Regions from separate parts of the Homo sapiens genome. Here region 2 is linked to region 1. Evidence: chromatin loops called from intact Hi-C (ENCODE). Cell type or tissue: IMR-90. All regions are shown on one strand. Each heading gives the region's core, and the rest is flanking DNA. Links, peaks and the distances in the headings are about the cores only. Region 1 holds the start of LOC124902855 (a long non-coding RNA gene). Region 2 overlaps WNK1 (WNK lysine deficient protein kinase 1).

Evidence for each region. Hi-C counts contacts between places; a loop is a spot of excess contacts. Peaks named below come from ENCODE experiments on the same cell type or tissue, not always from the same donor. Only the 100,000 strongest peaks of a DNase experiment are listed, where the experiment ranks them.
Region 2: a loop joins it to region 1, with 2.0 times the contacts of the local background. A loop is called at or near these places in 10 of 110 quality-filtered maps.

What each region holds. Positions count from the first base shown.
Region 1 is chr12:929,792-938,866 of GRCh38, reverse strand. RAD52 (RAD52 DNA repair protein) reads left to right here. Exons shown (of 12, transcript NM_134424.4): 2 at 5,791-5,892; 3 at 7,546-7,647; 4 at 8,723-8,816; 5 at 8,981-9,048. The coding sequence starts at 5,809. LOC124902855 (a long non-coding RNA gene) reads right to left here and starts at 7,554. Exons shown (of 2, transcript XR_007063155.1): 1 at 6,062-7,554; 2 at 2,999-6,026. In IMR-90, for the core only: no CTCF peak of the experiment used is centred there; no DNase peak of the experiment used is centred there.
Region 2 is chr12:875,835-884,909 of GRCh38, reverse strand. It overlaps WNK1 (WNK lysine deficient protein kinase 1), which reads right to left. Exons shown (of 28, transcript NM_018979.4): 10 at 6,549-6,698; 11 at 4,879-5,337; 12 at 3,911-4,189; 13 at 3,121-3,218; 14 at 2,837-2,999; 15 at 1,851-1,967; 16 at 1,342-1,515; 17 at 1,079-1,136; 18 at 667-789; 19 at 1-261. Among named protein-coding and RNA genes, the nearest start is that of RAD52, 69 kb to the left of the region's middle. In IMR-90, for the core only: no CTCF peak of the experiment used is centred there; a DNase peak (open chromatin) is centred at 5,059.

The DNA of each region.
Region 1 (9,075 bases), core at 282-8,281:
TCACCTGAGCCCAGGAGGTTGTGGCTGCAGTCTCATATTCATCCCATCATCAGATTTCTCCCATTGTCCTAATAATATTCTTTATAGCTTTTCTTTATCCCTGATCCGAAATTTCATTGAAGATCACACAGTGCATTTAGTTGTCATGCCTCTTAAGTCTTTATTTATTTATTATTTATTTTTTGAGATGGAGTCTTGCTCTGTTACCCAAACTGGAGTGCAGTGGCATGATCTTGGCTCATGCAACCTCCACCCGCTGGGTTCAAGTGATTATCCTGCTTCAGCCTCCCGTGTTGCTGGGACTACAGGTGTGTGCCACCATGCCCAGCTACTTTTTATATTTTTAGTAGAGACGGGAATTGTACCATGTTGGCCAGGCTGGTCTTGAACTCCTGAGCTCAGATGATCCACCCGCCTTGGCCTCCCAAAGTGCTGGGATTACAGGCGTGGGCCACCACACCCAGCCTTAAGCCTCTTTTAACATAAAAGAGTTCACCAGCCATTCTATTTTGTTTTGCTTTTTGAGACACTGATGCTTTGGAGAGTCCAGGCCAGTTGCTTTGTAGATTTCAACTTGTTTGATTGTTTCCTGATGATTAGGTTGGTAGAAATACTACCTCAATGATGGGACCTTCTTAGTGCGTCCATCAGGAAGCACATGATGTGACTGTAATTGGTGACATTAAGTTTGATTCCTTAATAATTAAGGTGGTAACTCCCAGGTTTCTACATTGTAAAGGCATCTTTTGCCGCCCTCCTTTTTATTCCCAAGTAGTTTATTTGGAGATTAGTCCTTTACACAGTAGAGGAGCGGGGAAGGGAGACAGGAAAGGAAAGTTTGACAACAAAGGGTGAGTTTTCAAGCCTGTTGCCACGGGGGAACCTAATTCCACTGGAGAAGCTCATGGCTTGGTGATGTTCCACAGAGGGGTCAGAAATTTAGCGTATTTCAACACCAGCTCCTGTCAGGCACCATTTGAGGGCTGCTGCCAGGGTGGTTCAATTTTCTGGTGCTTACAGCTTGCCATAAACAGGTGCAAAGTAGTCTGGATACCAAAGAAAGCTCTCAGGTAACAAGATGCAGATGTTGGCATTTGGAAGTCAGAATAGGGTGCACTATTGTGGTAAGAGCTGAAGGGATGGCTGGGCGCGGTGGCTCACACCTGTAGTCCCAGCACTTTGGGAGGATGAGGCAGGCGGATCACCTGAGGTCAGAAGTTCGAGAGCAGCCTGGCCAACATGACGAAACCCCGTCTCTACTAAAAATACAAAAATTAGCCAGGCGTGGTGGTGGATGCCTGTAATCCCAGCTATTCAGTAGGCTGAGGCAGGAGAATTGCTTGAATCTGGGAGGTGTAGGTTGCAGTGAGCTGAGATCACACCACTCTGCACTCCAGCCTGGGTGACAGAGCGAGACTCTGTCTCAGAAAAAAAAAAAAGCTGAAGGGATGCTGAGTAGAGCATCCGTAGTGTCTGCTATACCTGGGTACCCTAGAACCTGGAGAACCTACAGCTTGAGGCAAGAGCGTATGTGCTATTATTTTTTCAAGAAGTGTGCTCTCAGGAAGCAGAGGTAGGGGAAAGGTGAGTGAAGGGAGAAGGAAGATTAAGTCAGTTCAAGGGTGCATTTTGAAGTTGGTTGCCCTTGGTGCAAGTACAGTTGGTTGCTTGTTCTCCTAAAGCTGTCTCCCAGGAGGATGTATACATAACTGCATTCCAGGGCAATCCATCTAAAGGAAGGGTGGACGGACCCCTCAGCTTCTGTATCTCACTGGAAAAAGGTTTGCTTCATGGCACATTAATTCCCATAGACTTCTAGGTTGTGCATGTGTGGGTACCAGGTGGGTCCCACAGACCCTTACACCTCCAAGGCAAGCAGCAAGCCACGGGTGGGAAGTGATAGGTACCCAGTATGAGCAGGAGGTAAGGGACCGTGGGGTTGTGCCTGTGGGCAGTTGGTTATAACCCAGACGTGTTTGATCAGCCCAGTGACAGCTGGAGTGGACAAAGTGACCAAGGGCCTCAAGGACACACAAGGCCAAGAAGATTTGAAGTGCTGTGTAAGATATGCCTAATGCATTTGGATTCTACCTTTGTTTAACGAATATGCACACATAAAAAACACTTGAACTCCTTGAGCCCAGGAGTTCAAGACCAACCTGGGCAACATAGTGAGACACTCATCTCTAAAAAAATTTTAAAAAAAATTAACCTGGCATGATAGCACTCACCTGTAGTCCTGTCTACTCTGGAGGCCGCAGTGGGAGGATCACCTGAGCCCTGGAGGTCAAGGTTACAGTATGCTATGATTGCACCACTGCATTCCAGCCTGGGTAACAGAGCAAGACGCTGTCTCTTAAATTTTTTTTTTTTTTTTTTTTACTTTTATAATGGAAAAACCATTGTAGACAGTTTTAGGAAGGAAAGCAGAATAGTAAGACATCTTTTTCAAAGTAAAAGAGCAAAAAAGGCAAAAAATATTTCACATTTACTTTATGGACAAAGATAAGATTGTCCTTCAATAAAAGACTGAATTTTTTTTGTTTGTTTTGTTTTGTTTTTTGAGAAAGAGTCTTGCTCCATTGCCCAGGCTGGAATGCAGTGGTGTGGTCTCGGCTCACTGCAACCTCCGCCTCCCGGGTACAAGCAATTCTCCAGCCTCAGCCCCCCGAGTAGCTGGGACTACAGGCACGCGCCACTGCATCTGGCTAAGTTTTGTATTTTTAGTAGAGATGGGGTTTCACCATGTTGACCAGGCTCGTCTTGAACTCCTGACCTCAGGTTATCCACCTGCCTGGGCCTCCCAAAGTGCTGGGATTACAAGTGTGAGCCACCGTGCCCGGCCACAAGTTGCTCTTTAAATGTGAGAAGTGTTCTGGCATGGTGGCTCACACCTGAGGCGGGTGGATCACTTGAGGTCAGGAGTTCGAGATCAGGCTGGCCAACATGGTGAAACCCCGTCTCTAGTTATTTATTTATTTATTTATTTATTTATTTATTTATTTATTTTTTTGAGACGGAGTTTCACTCTTGTTTCCCAGGCGGGAGTGCAATGGCGCAATCTCGGCTCACTGCAACCTCCGCCTTCCGGGTTCAAGCGATTCTCTTGCCTCAGCCTCCTGAGTAGCTGGGATTACAGGCATGCACCACCACACCCGGCTAATTTTGTATTTTTAGTAGAGACGGGGTTTTTCCATGTTGGTCAGGCTGGTCTCGAATTCCTGACCTCAGGTGATCTGCCCTCCTCAGCCTCCCGAAGTGTTGGGATTACAGGCGTGAGCCACCACGCCCGGCCCTGTCTCTACTAAAAATGCAAAATTTAGCCGGGCATGGTGGCGCACACCTGTAATCTCAGCTACTCAGGAGACTGAAGCAGCAGATTCGCTTGAACCCAGGAGGTGAAGGTTGCAGTGAGCTGAGACCACACCACTGCAGGGCAGCCTAGGCGACAAGAGCGAAACGCTTACAAAAAAAAAAAAAAAAAAAGATTCACAGGTGATGGTGATGCTGCTGGTTAAGGAAGTGAAGTGGCTTTTTGCTCTGTAGCCTTCCTGAATGTTGGGGCCTCCTGCTCTTCATTTGTTTCATTTCTATTAAGTCTCCTCCCTCCAGCTATCTTGTTAGCTCCTGGAAAGCATTTCAGTGATTGTGGCTTCTATTTCTTTTTGACCCCACAGTGTCCAGGGTCATGCTGCCTATATAGTAGTGAGCAGTAAGTTGAGGTTTTTAAAAACTTTATTATTATTATTTTTGAGATGGAGTCTTGTTCTGTCACCCAGGCTGGAGTGCAGTGGCACAATCTCAGTTCACTGCAACCTCTGCCTCCCAAGTTCAAGTGATTCTCCTGCCTCAGCCTCCCGAGTAGCTGGGACTACAGGCGCCTGCCACCACATCCGGCTAATTTTTTTGTATTTTTAGTACAGATGGGGTTTCACTATGTTGGTCAGGCTGATCTCGAACTCCTGACCTCAGGTGATCCGCCTGCTTTGGCCTCCCAAAGTGTTAGGGTTACAGGTGTGAGCCACCACACCTGGCCGGTTTTTTTAAACTTTAAAACAGATTCACTTGATTTTTCTTCCCTACCCCCCAGCTTTTTTGAGGTATGACTGACAAAAATTGTATATATTTAGGGTGTACAATGTGATGATTTGATATGTGAATGCACTGTGAAATGATTACCACAGTCAAGGTAATTCACATATCCACCACCTCCCAGTTACCCTCTTAGCTAGTACAGGTTGGGTATTGCTTCTCTGAAATGCTTTGGGACCAGAAGTGTTTTGGACTTCAGATTTTGGAATATTTGAATATATATAATCAGATATCTTGGGAAGGGGACCCAAGTCTAAACATGAAATTCATTTGTTTTCAGAGCCTAAAGATGATTTTTTTTTTTTTTTTTTTTTGAGATGGAGTCTCACTCTCGCCCAGGCTGGAGTGCCGTGGCACAATCTCAGCTCACTGCAACCTCTGCCTCCCAGGTTCAAGCGATTCTCCTACCTCAGCCTCCCAAGTAGCTGGAATTACAGGCTCGCACTACCACACCCGGCTAATTTTTGTATTTTTATAAAGACATTTCACCATGTTGGCCAGGCTGGTCTCAAACTCCTGACCTCAGGTGATCCGCCCGCCTCAGCCTCCCAAAGTGCTGGGATTATAGGTGTCAGTGACTGCGTCTGGCTGATAATTGAATTTTTCTCTTGGAGAAGCTGAATAAACTGTGTGTTGTGTGCCTGCCTTTTTTTTTGTTTTTTTTTTTTTTTGAGACAGAGTCAGACACTCTGTCACCCAGGCTGGAGTGCGATGGGGTGGTCATAGCTCACTGCAGCCTCAAACTCCTGAGCTCAAGCGATCCTCCCACATCAGCCTCCTAAGTAGCATAGCACCACGCCTGGCTAATTTTTAAATTTTTTGTAGTGATGGGGTTTTGTTGTCTAGGCTAGTCTCAAACTCCTGGGCTCAAGCAGTCCTTCTGCCTTGGCCTCCCAAGGTGGTAGGATTATAGGTTTGAGCCACCATGCCTGGCCATTACCTGTGTTTTGACTATAACACATCATGTTGGCACTCAAAACGTTTTGGATTTTGGAGCATTTTGAATTTTGGATTTTTGGATTAGCAATGTTCCACCTATAGTACATTTTTTGTTTGCTTTCCCATAAAGAATTTTTTGTAATTTTGATTTTATAGTTCTAAATGTAATATATTCTTATTGTAAAAATCACCTTTAATAGCACCGCCAGAATAGCAAACATGTTAACAGAAAGGTAGAAGTAGACCTTAAAGAATCTTCAGCAGCTTGAGAGACCACAGCTAACCACTGAGGAACTCTGTTCTGGATTGGAGCAGTGCTTAGAAGCTTATAAATAACTCTTAGGGTATTGCATAGGGATTCTTTTTTTTTTTTTTTCCTGAAATGGAGTCTCGCTCTGTCGCCCAGGCTGGAGTGCAGGGTGTGATCTCAGATCACTGCAACCTCCGCCTCCTGGGTTCAAGCAATTCTTTGCCTCAGCCTCCCGAGTAGCTGGGATTACAGGCGCCTGCCACCATGCCCAGCTAATTTTTTTGGATTTTTAGTAGAGAGGGGGTTTCACCATGTTAGCCAGGATGGTCTCCATCTCCTGACCTTGTGATCCACCCACCTCGGCCTCCCAAAGTGCTGGGATTACAGGCATGAGCCACTGTGCCTGGCCGCATAAGGATTCTTTATGTGATTTTTCAGTAGAGGCTCTTGCCTTTTACTTTAAACATTCTTTGAGGGTTGTTTTTTTTTTCCGCTTTTTATTTATATAGAGGTCAACCAGAATCAAGATGTCTGGGACTGAGGAAGCAATTCTTGGAGGACGTGACAGCCATCCTGCTGCTGGCGGCGGCTCAGTGTTATGCTTTGGACAGGTAACTGTGGTTCCTTCATGCCGGGAAAGAATGAGGTGAAGTGAGTAAAGTTAGGGCAAGGCAGTTTGTAGAGCATCGTAGTACATGTGTGAGCAGTACCTAGTACGTTTACCTAGTACGTGTGTGAGCAGTACCTAGTACGTTTACCTAGTACGTGTGTGAGCAGTACCTAGTACGTTGACGCGGTGCGTGCGGGGGCAGTACCTAGTACGTTTACATAGTACATGTGTGAGCTATTTGTTATTGGTTTTTCCTTTAGATGCATTTTTTGGGAGTCTTGTGAACTCTGGAGGGCATTTTGGAATGTTAGCTATCAAAAGACTGATAGTACTGGGGATTAGATTTAGATTTTAAATTTTTTGTGGGGGGGGATAGATAACATATTTGTATGACATCAAATTCAAAATGAAACTGTGAAAATCTCCCTATTTCCTATTGCCCCTGTGTGCATGCCACCCAGTTCTATTTCTTTTTTTTTTCGAGACTGAGTCTTGCTTTGTCACCCAGGCTGCAGTGCAGTGGTGCGATCTCAGCTCACTGCAACTTCCACCCTCTGGATTCAAGCAATTCTCCTGCCTCAGCCTCCCAAGTAGCTGGGATAACAGGCATGCACCACCATGGCCAGCTAATTTTTATATTTTTAGTAGAGATGGGGTTTAACCATGTTGGCCAGGCTGGTCTCGAACTCCTGACCTCAGGTGATCCGCCTGCCTCGGCCTCCCAAAGTGTTTGGATTACAGGCGTGAGCCACCACGCCCGGGCTTAATTTTTTTGTATTTTTAGTAGAGATGTGGTTTCACCATGTTGGCCAGGGTAGTCTTGAACTCCTGACCTCGTGATCTGCCTGCCTCGGCCTCCTAAATGCTGGAATTACAGGCATGAGCCACCGCGCCTGGCTCCAGTTGTCTTTCTTGGAGGCATGGAAAGTTACTGGGGGTCCTATTCCTTGTAGGGACATTGTGTGCACAGAAAAGAGTTTCTTGCTTTGTCCACCCAAACTCCATCTTTGTCTTTAGCAGAGAGTTGTGAGTATTCATCTCATCTGAGCAGGGCAAGGGGGACAAAACCCAAATCAGCAAGCAGTAGTGTGTTTCTGTTTGTGCAGGATGGGAAATTGTTGTATTGGAGAAGGCGTCAATCTCTGGAAAGGACAAATGGAAGCAAGGCTTCCTACCCCCGTGCTCTTTCCGTACTTGCTTCCTGTGCTGACGTCATTTACAGATCTGGAGGCAGAACATTTTAGCTTCCTAAGCTTCAGAAACATTTATAAGGATGGTAGCAGCAGCTAAGGCAGCAGTTCTCAAAATGCAGTTCTCAAAAACCCTGGGGTTTCTGAAGATCTTTCAGAGTCCAGAAGGTCAAAATTATCTTCATAATAATACTATTTGCCTCTTTCACACTCATTGTCTCATGAGTGAATGGTAGAGTTTTCAGAGAGTGCATGATATGTGGTGATGTCACTGCTATGATGCCTAATGGCATGCATGCCTTAAAAGTTTCTCAGTTTTGATTCCTAATAGGATACATAGAACCCACATAAACAAAGGTTCTGGGGGGTCTTTTTAAGAGTATAAAGTCTCCATAAAGGATGGAGACTCAATGATGTGAGGAATGGTGGAAGTGTGAATTTAATTTTCTTTTTTGGGGTTGCAGTGCCAGTACACAGCAGAAGAGTACCAGGCCATCCAGAAGGCCCTGAGGCAGAGGCTGGGCCCAGAATACATAAGTAGCCGCATGGCTGGCGGAGGCCAGAAGGTAGGAGAATTCATGTGCCTGGAAAGCAGGCATCCATACCGCAGACTCCGATGGTCTTGCCAGTTCCCTCTCTGGGTCCTCAGGGATTCGGAAGTCTGCTGTTAACTGTTCCTGGAGGTCTCCCAGTGCCCCTGGGAGGGGATGGGTTCCAGACTTCATTCTCATCCGAAGGGGCCTGGGCATGGTCTTGACACTCGCATAACCGCCGTCTTAAGATTTTTACATCATCTTTTTTTTTTTTTATTTTTAAAGACAGGGTCTTGCTCTGTCACCTAGGCTGGAGTCCGACCAGTGGTGTCATCTCAGCTCACTGCAGCCTCCACCTCCCAGGCTCAAGCGATCCTCCTGCCTCAGCTTCCTGACTAGCTGGGACTACAGGCACACGCCACCACACCTGGTTAATTTTTTAATGTTCTGTAGAGACGACATCTCGCCATGTTGCCCAGGCTGATCTCGAACTGCTGGGCTCAAGTGATCCTCCCACCTCGGCCTCCCAAAGTGCTGGGATTACAGGTGTGGGCCACCATGCCCAGCCTTTACACCATTAAAAAAAAAATGTTCCTTTTGCCATTTGCTTTTTTTTTTTAATTAAACACTTTTTAAAGAACTTATGATTGACACATAATAATTGCATATCATTTGCTTCTAATTTTAACTTCTGTGTATATTTTTGGTCTTCCATAAAATATGTCAAACAGATTTGTACTTTTTGCAAACTGAATTTTAGCAACTGCTGGGTGAGTTCCTCCTCCCAACAGACCATTCGTTCTCGCGGGCTCCATCTAGAAGATTTTTGAAATAAATTCATTGAGAATTTTCTTGAAAAAAAAATTTTTTTTAACAGACTGGTTCTCACTCTGTCACTTAGGCTGGAGTGCAGTGGCACGATCCTAGCTTACTGCAGCCTTGAGCTCCTGGGCTCAAGTGATCCTCCCACCTCAGCCTCCCGAGAAGAATGTTTAAGGACAGTTTATCGAAAAAAGTAGATGAGGAATAAATTATGTCAATTTTGATTCACATTTAAGTGTGGTAAGGAATTAACACAGCTTTTCCTTAAAAACATTTGTTTTTCTAGGTGTGCTACATTGAGGGTCATCGGGTAATTAATCTGGCCAATGAGATGTTTGGTTACAATGGCTGGGCACACTCCATCACGCAGCAGAATGTGGGTGAGTATGCTCTCCAGCAGTGGGGACTTCTGCACTGTCCAGCTCCTGCTGAAAGTCTGCTGTGGGTGAGGAGGTAAGGTAGGTGGACTCAGCTGCCAGCAGGAGGAATGGTTGTGGCCCAGCGGTCAGTGTCCTCTTCAACTTGCTCTCTTTCCCACTCCTAGATTTTGTTGACCTCAACAATGGCAAGTTCTACGTGGGAGTCTGTGCATTTGTGAGGGTCCAGCTGAAGGTGAGGGGATGGAGTAGACCTGCTGCC
Region 2 (9,075 bases), core at 392-8,391, 54 kb after region 1:
ATGTGGAAATGTCATTAGGAGGGCTGCTTGTTGCAGGGACTGGTGCTGTGGCTGCTGCTGTGGTTGGGACTCCAGCAATGCTACTTAAGAAAGGAGGTACTACTGGAAATGTTGGTCCTGTATGACTAAAGTTTGGAGGTGCTGTGTTGGGTCCTTCTGTCATTTGGGCACGTCTAAGTTCAGAAAAGGCCTGTTGTAGACTAAGGGATGATGCAGAGTGAGACAAGTTCATTCCAGGGCTCTGAGCTGTAGAGGCAGCAACTGCAAAGGAATACAAAAAGATAAGAATCAGCTGATTTTAAAAGGATGGATTCAAAAGATTGTCTGCTAGCCTAAGTCAGCTCCTATAAATATCTGTTTTTGATAAAAAATATGGAGTAATCTTAAAACATAGACAACAGTACTAAGTGCAGAAATAAACACATACTACAATATCTATTATACAGACTATATCTTGGTATGGCCGTGCTTCTTGGCTTTTTCTGTAATTCTCTGTATTCTTCATCTATTTCCCTCTCCCATATGTTTATCTGTTGGTTATAACTTCAGTTTTCTATTCTTTTTTATTATCTGTGTCATCATAAATTACTGCTTTATGATTAAGCTTTCAACATAGCAGAGGCACTGTAGAATTTACATAACAATGTGGCAGAATCAATCCCTTACCTGTATCTGTTATTTCACTGGGGAAAACTTTTGATTCTCGTAATCGGCTTTCTGGCACAGGACTCACTATAAACCGCCTTCCCGCAGAATGAACAACTTGAGTTAAAGAACTGGTAGGAATGCCTGGTCAAAAACAAACAAACAAACGTAACTTAATAGCATTATTATTATAAATATTGTTAGACTTCATTATTGGCACATACAACTGCTTTTTTTGAGGCACGGTCTCATTCTCTCACCCAGGCTGGAGTGCAGTGGCGCGATCTCAGCTCACTGCAACCTCCGCCTCCTGGGTTCAAGCGATTCTCGTGCCTCGGCCTCCTGAGTAGCTGGGACTACAGAAGCCTGCCACCACCCTCGGCTAATGGCTTCTTAAGTCAAAGGTAAAAACAAGGAAAGAAAATAAATTCACCTATTTGCTGTGGCATGGAAGACGCAGGAATTGGTTGTTTGAACTCTCCTTCCAATTTCTACAACAAACAAAAGTGATTAAATACATTCTCAAATGCAATCTCAATGACTAGGCAAAGCAAACTGCCACATGTGAAGAGAACATAAAAGTTTGTTGTCGGTCATGGGTGTCAGGTGATATCACTGGACATTTTGCATAGCAAATTTAGAACTATGAAAATATTTTAAATCAACAAAGTTTCACTATGGGAGTGGTGAACCTACCTGAGAACCTGAAAAGCCATAGTCATCCTTTCCTTGTAGACTCTCCAATCCCTGATCACCCTCTGGTTCCACACTGACATCCTCACTGAGCATTTCATCAGCTTTTTCAATAATTTCTCGCACTTGATCCACAAACGACTCTCTCTCTATTGCTAGAATAAAGTCATTGTTCACCTGTAAAAGAAATGTGATGTCAGTCTAATTAGTGTCATTTCTCAAACTTTATGTCACTTTTATGACTTCTGTCCTATCTGCATACTTACCTATATTTTTATTTATTTTGTACTCAAGTTAGCTCTTCTCTTTTTAAGAACTTCAATATCTAGTTAGACATAGCCTAGACAAAAACATCACTAAATCACAGGTTGGGTGTGATAGTTTTATTCACATTGAAGTAAATGCATAACTTTAAAAAAACATGGATTATAAAATATGGCATATTTGCCTAGAGCAATGGCTATTAAGATCAAGTACTAAGGAAAAACCTAGAACTCCAAATGCAGACGTACCATAATTGTTGCTATCTCCTCGGGGTTGTCACCATCTAGGTCAAATTTGAATGTAACCATTTTCCTATTATGAGTCTCTAATTGACATTCTACTACTCGGTCTCCTTTATTTGAAACCTAAAAAGAAAAAAGGTACATCATCTCCAAAGACCATATTCAGCTTTATTACTGAATTTCAGAAAAGCAATGCAGATTAGCACTTGACTTTATGTCTAAGGAAGCATAGTGTTATCGCTGTTCCTTGGAGCACTAGTACTTTGTCTCTTAAACTGGTAGCAAGAAAAATCTTTGAGAAGACGTTAGCCTTTGAGCTACTTACTAAAACTCTCTATTCTTTTTCTAAAAGATAAGTAGTGCTTTATCATAGAAATATGGAATGTAAGAATATCATTTGGCTAATTATAAGATCCTATACATTCATCAATTCATCTAAGCCTTAAGAAATATTTAAATGATATTAACTGCTGGCCCTATCATAGCTTTATGAACTACCTTTTCATTTTTCTAAAAATGTGATATTTAAGTCAAAGAGACTGTGGGCATGAAATGAGAAGAGTACTATATAAATTATCTGGCTGGGTGCCTGTAATCCCAGTGGTTTGGGAGGCTGAGGCAGGTGAGTCACCTGAGGTCAGGAGTTTGAAACCAGCCTGACCAATATGGTGAAACCCTGTCTCTACTAAAAATACAAAAACTAGCCGTGCGTGGTGGCACGTGTCTGTAGTCCCAGCTACTTGGGAGGCTGAGGCAGGAGAATCGCTTGAACCCAGGAGGCACTGCAATCACAGTGAGAAGAGATCATGCCACTGCACTCCAGCCTGGGCGACAGAGCGAGACTCCGTCTAAAAAAAAAAAAAATTATCTGTCACACACAGATAGTTATCTTTATTTTATGAAGTGAGTGGTTTGGATTTGATGACCTCTAAAATCTTTTTCAGTGTCAAATTCCTTTAACAACATGAAACTCACAAATTAGGAATACTTACATTCAAAATTCTTAATTTTGGGCGTGAAGTTTTTTCATGTCGAGAGCGACTCCTTACAGATTTTCGGTAATGCCGTTTTGTAGTTCTTCCTTCATGCCTTCCACTGGAAGATGGGACGTTCTCATTGCCATCACTCATACCTGAAGCAACATCTGAATGTGCACTTTGAAATTTAAAAAGAAAAAAAAGTGCAGTTTATAATATGAGATTTAAAGGTCTGACAGTTTGGCGTTTCATACCGTCTTATTTACCAGTCAAGGAAGGAGAATTCTAGTTTTACGTACCTGTCTACAGAGGAAGCCAAAGTGGTCGGCTGGGTAGCTTGGGTCTGTGCTACTGCAACTGGCTCTGCAGGAGCAACCTGAGAGACTCCCTGAGTACTCTGTGAATCGAAAAGATAACTCAAATCTCGGTAGTAATAGATTTATCATTCACTATCCCCAATAATCTACTTATTTTTTTCCTTATCCCTCCCCACTACGTCCTAGAAGCACTAAATTTACTAGTAAATTCTCAATATTCAGCATCTAGAGATAATGGTCTTAAAATTCCAAAGGAAGTTGCTAAAGCTAGTCTCTGGTATAGACTGCATGGTATGAGGTCAGCCAACATATCTGCTAGGCAGTGTGAACCTACAACTTGCCATGCAGCCAGCATCTTACCAAGAGTGTGCAATAGCGCAGACAGAGCATAGTACAAAGATGAATTCAGATCTTCTCCTAGCAGGGCAAAAATGATTGCTGAGAGCACAGGAGGGTAAGATACTCTTATGACTGCCAATGGAAAAAGTTTGTGAAAGGACAAGAATAATGGCTAAAGTACTAGCTAGAGAAGTGAAGTGCTAATAGGGTTCATCTTCTCCAAGGCACACTCACTTCCCAACAGAACAGCCAGTGGAAACAAGGACCCCACATTGGCATTTCATTCTGCTGTAAGAAAAAGTCATGCAGAAGTTAGTTTGACATGGTCTCCAAATAAGTTCTAAACCAGGGGAGCCTGTTTCTTTCTCCTTTATCATTGTTGTCCAATTACATATATACGTTTTACATATAAACATGCAGTAATTCTATTTACCTCCAAAACTGCTTGCTGGGAGGATGTAGTGGGGGCTTGTGCTAAACTCCCTCCTGGCTGGGACACTTGAACCTGTCCTCCTACACCACCCATAGGAACTAAAAGATTTGATTCCACATAAGGCTGCACCACTGTGGGAAAGTACCCAGGTGTAGCCAGTACTTCTGTCGGCATGGGAGGGGATAGGACTGTAGAATGGATGCAAACAGAAGCCACGTTGGAAGAGGGAGCAATATTTGAATCTCCTGGGTACTGTGGTGGCAGTCGAGGTGGGAAGCCCTGTGACAGAAATGAGGAAGGTGAGTTAGAGCAGGTTGGGGGTCAATAAATTAGCAAAACAGCAAGACATGCAAAAAAAAAAAAAAGAAGCACACAGCAAAGAAGAATAGTAGCCAATCTCTTTCTAATAATCTAAAGGGCATATAAAGACCACATTCTTGAAATGAAGTAGTAGACTGGTTCCAACAGAAGAGACAGGACTCTACAATACTACTTTATTGTCGGTTATCTTCACCTAGAGATGATTTAAATAGGAGGAACACAATTTCTTCCTAGCCAATCTTAAATGGAAAAATGCAAAAATTCTTCCACATAACAGTCATATCATGAAATGCTAATTTTCCCAGTCTAAACCCCGAAGCTTTTTGTTGATACCATGTTGGCTATTCTATTTATTCTACCCATATATGTAAAAGTTGCCAGGTGTACTATTAACCACATCTAGCATTCAATCAGCTTACAGTGAATACTGAGAGAACCATTTTTCTCTGAAGAAGTGTCTTGAGAAAAATGGATCAGGAATCACTGAACATCATTATCCAATCCTTTCTCAGAATTTTACTATTTTGCTTCTCTAGTTGACATGTTATTGCTAGTTATTCTGACACTCAACTATTAGATTTCCATGTTCCTGATGATCTACTAGGATCAAACTCTGTGGTGCCCTCTTTTGCTAACTAACACAATACCTGGTACAGAACATCTCCAGAGGAAAGTGGAACCTCAGCAGCTTGTCCAAGGTTAGCTGGTATTCCCATGGACTGAACTGCTGGTTGTAGGAGCTGTGGGTGAACCTGACTTGGCAGCTGAGTCACAGGCTGCAGAAGGGTTGGAAGCTGACTAGGAACCACAGTTGATACCCCCGGGATCGCAGCTGTTGTAGCAGATGAAGCCAACGTGAGCAGAGGCTGAGTAATGCCAGCTGCCATTGTGATGGGAAGGGATGAGAAACCTGTCTGAGCCGTAGACACATGAGGAGTTGATATGGGAATCTGAGAGACAGGGTACTGAGGGAGCAAGGGAGTAGGGAGCGGCTGTCCCACTGGAAGGAAATGAGCACCAGAGTGGACTGGAACAACCGAGGGTTGTGTCGCAACTGGGATCTGAGGTTCGCCTTGGATAGTTGGTACTGGCTGGGAAACTGGAAGCTGGGAAGGTAAAGAAAAACAAAACAGACAGGCTTAAAAAAAAAAAAAAAAAAAAAAAAGCAAGGCTGCCAAAAGCAAGATTTATGTATTAGCCAAAAAGAAGGAAAAAACAAACAAAAAAAAAAACACCAAACCAACAAAACCCTGCATACATTAGTGTTAAGTTAATATGCCACATAAGAATATGGAAAGGAGAGCAGGAGAGAAAGAGGCTAAATAGACTATTACTGTTCTACACCTTTTGTCATAGAAATATTTGCTAATGCTTCAGCATTTGGCAATAGAAGAGGACCCTTCCATAGACAAGGGGTTGGCTTTTTTTTTTAACAGCTTTATTGGAATATATTTTATATACCATAATGCTATCACTAAAGTTACGACTGCTGTTACAGTAGTTACTGAAATTCAAATGAATTCCTTCCCAGTGGAATTAAGATTTCATTCGTATTATTTCTAAAATTCTTAAGTCCAACATGGCTCAATAAAAATTGGTATAATTCACATATTTCACTCATTCTAGGATGCAATCATCCCTCTCCACTACCTGATCATTTTAACATGTGAGAAATTGGGATCTACTTTATAACTGATAATGTGGTACATAAAATATGGTACATTTTAAAGTTGATAGCATCTCAGATGTGATGAAATATTAGGGTAACAATACACTGTGCACATACATGCACAACAGTACTCAAAAATAAAGTTGAAAAAAGGTCATTCAGAAAAGCATACCTTCTACAGGGTACTTCTCAAGTGATTAGGAGGACTACTTAAGAAAAAAAAACATTCCACACAGTAAACAGTGCAGAAATCTACATGAAAATAAAGCATAGTTTCAAACCTAGAATATCAGACATAGCTGACACAATTCTAGGGAATGTCATAGGTTCAGTTACCAGAGCACCTTTATTTAACCTGTTATTTCTAATACCTGTTACATCAATTTTGGACTGGTAAGACTAGAAGTGAAACTTTGGATTGTCACTGCTGTCAGTAACGTACCCATTTACATTAAATAATGCATATGCACCAATGAGGTGATCTTCACTTCATTTCTGCAATGAGATTAACCTACTTCAAGGGTTGGTTACCCTTAGAAGAAAAGGTAGAAGTCTATCCACATGAAAGGACAAGTTACATGGAAATCCCTTTTAGCACCCTTTCAGAAATTAAGAGTTTACCTGTTTAAAAAAAAAAAAAAAGTTTACCTGTTTTCCAGCTGATACTTGAGGCAAGACTTGTGGAGCTTGAGGCTGACTCACTGGCTGTGCAGTAGTGGCCTCACTGGAGGTTGATGTCTGTGAAAGTGAATACTGCACTGTCTGTTGAGGAGGGGCTGTCTGCTGTATTCCCTGCTGCTAAGAATAAAATACAATGATTCAGTTTTATTTCAAATCAATAACAGCATGTTTCTAAGGAAGCATGTTTACCTAAAGCCTTCAGTGTCTGTAAATAATGATGATTTTAGTAATCAAGACATGCACAAACCCAAATTCATCAATTTCCATTATATATTTGTTTTCCCTCTGATGTTCTTTGTGATGGTGCCACCAGGAAAAATTAACCAATCTTTTAATACTCAAGTTACCATTGGCTCTTCACCCAATTATCTCCCTCACCCCAACAATAGGTCTTTACAAAGACATTTACATAACATATCCAGACAGTTCCTTTCCCCATCCCATCCCTGCCATTCCCTTTTCCCTATCTCTTGGCATCAGCTCTCTCTTTGGCACCTATATCAGATAGATCCAATAGCTTCCTTTAATCTTTTTTCCTTACCCTATTTTATCAACTGTATAATTAATATGCTTGAAGAATAGCTTTGATTATAGCTACAAAATAGGGAGGAAAGCACTGGATTTGGAATAACAGACATTTTCAAATTTTAGCTTTAATATTTACTAGCTGTTAATGCCTTAGATTGCTTATTTTATTAAAAAAATGAAGTTTCTCTTTTTGAAACAAGGACATTATTTTTTAACTCAAAGTGGGGCAAAGGGAATGACACCTGGGAATCTACTATGTACTAGGGACTCAAGTATAATTTAATGCATGGTGCGTAATTATACACCTAATTTAATGCATGGAACATAACTGTACTCGAATACTAAATTCTGTAATAAATCAAGCAAACAAAACCAAACAAAACAGGACTATGACCCCTAGAGTACTGCCCCTTCTGTCTAACAAATAAAAACTTGAGGCTGGGCGCGGTGGCTCACGCCTGTAATCCCAGCACTTTGGGAGGCTGAGGTGGGCAGATCACCTGCGGTCCAGAGTTCAAGACCAGCCTGACCAACATGGAGAAACCCCATCGCTACTAAAATTGCAAAAAATTAGCCGGGCGTGGTGGCACATATCTATAATCCCAGCTACTCAGGAGGCTGAGGCAGGAAAATTGCTTGAACCTGGGAGGCGGAGGTTGCAGTGAGCCGAGATTGCACCATTGCACTCCAGCATGGGCAACAAGATCGAAACTCTGTCTCCAAAAAAAAAAAAAAAAAAAAAAAAAAATGAAGTTTAGGGCTGACTTTCAAGATCTTCTAATACCTAATTTATATTTTTTCTTTAATACAACATCTGCTTGTAATAAAAATTTTAACTAGTACATCATATTATAAAGTTAATGAAAATACCCCTAATCCTATTCTCCAGAGGTAACCACTATTAGTCGTTTGGTGCATAACCTTCATGGATTTTTTTCTATGCGTAAGTGGCCATTTTCACATAGTTTTCTTTTTTTGTTAAAATAAACAAAACAAAAACATGCCTTTCCTATACATAGTGTTCTATAGCATACTACTTTAATTTCTAAATGGCATCAGTCTCCTAATGATAAACACTTTGGTTGTTTCATTTTTGCTACTTAAAATAATGCTGCAACCAACAGCCTTTTACGTATGTGCTGGTATACCCATACGACTAATTGGTTACTGCTGGTATAAAGATAAGCTATTTATTTGTACATTTATTATGTATCTTGCCACCTTGATAAGTGTCTTAGATTTTGTTAGGTGATAATCTACAAATAATATTTTTGCTCTTCTTATATTTATGTCAATTAAAATCACCAAAAGAATGCTAAAATATAATGGCAACAGCAGTCATGTTTGGTTTATTCCTATTTAATTATTTCTGATAATGTATTCTTTTTTTTTGACACGGAGTCTCGCTCCGTTGCCCAGGCTGGAGTGCAGTGGCGCGATCTTGGCTCACTGCAAGTTCCGCCTCCCAGGTTCATGCCATTCTCCTGCCTCAGCCTCCTGAGCAGCTGGGACTACAGGCGCCTGCCACCACGCCCGGCTAATTTTTTGTGTTTTTAGTAGAGACGGGTTTTCACCATGTTAGCCAGGATGGTCTTGATCTCCTGACCTTGTGATCCGTGCACCTCGGCCTCCCAAAGTGCTAGGATTACAGGCGTGAGCCACCGCGCCCCGGCCTCTGATAATGTATTCTTATTTTAACTTTTAAAGAAGCAGAAATGGCTGCTGAATTACATGAAATTTATTTTCTGCAAACTAAGATAAACCACATGTAGCCAATTCTAAAGGTGCTCTGAATATAAGACAAATTTGTTAATTTCCCACCTGAGAAAAAGGAACTAAAAAACCAGAAAACCTTTTTTATTTGCCAACTTGAACAAATTTAAACTTTAAGGAATGTGAATGAGATATCTATAATTATCTAACTCATTAATTTACACACGTAAATAAGATTGCATATTAAATATAT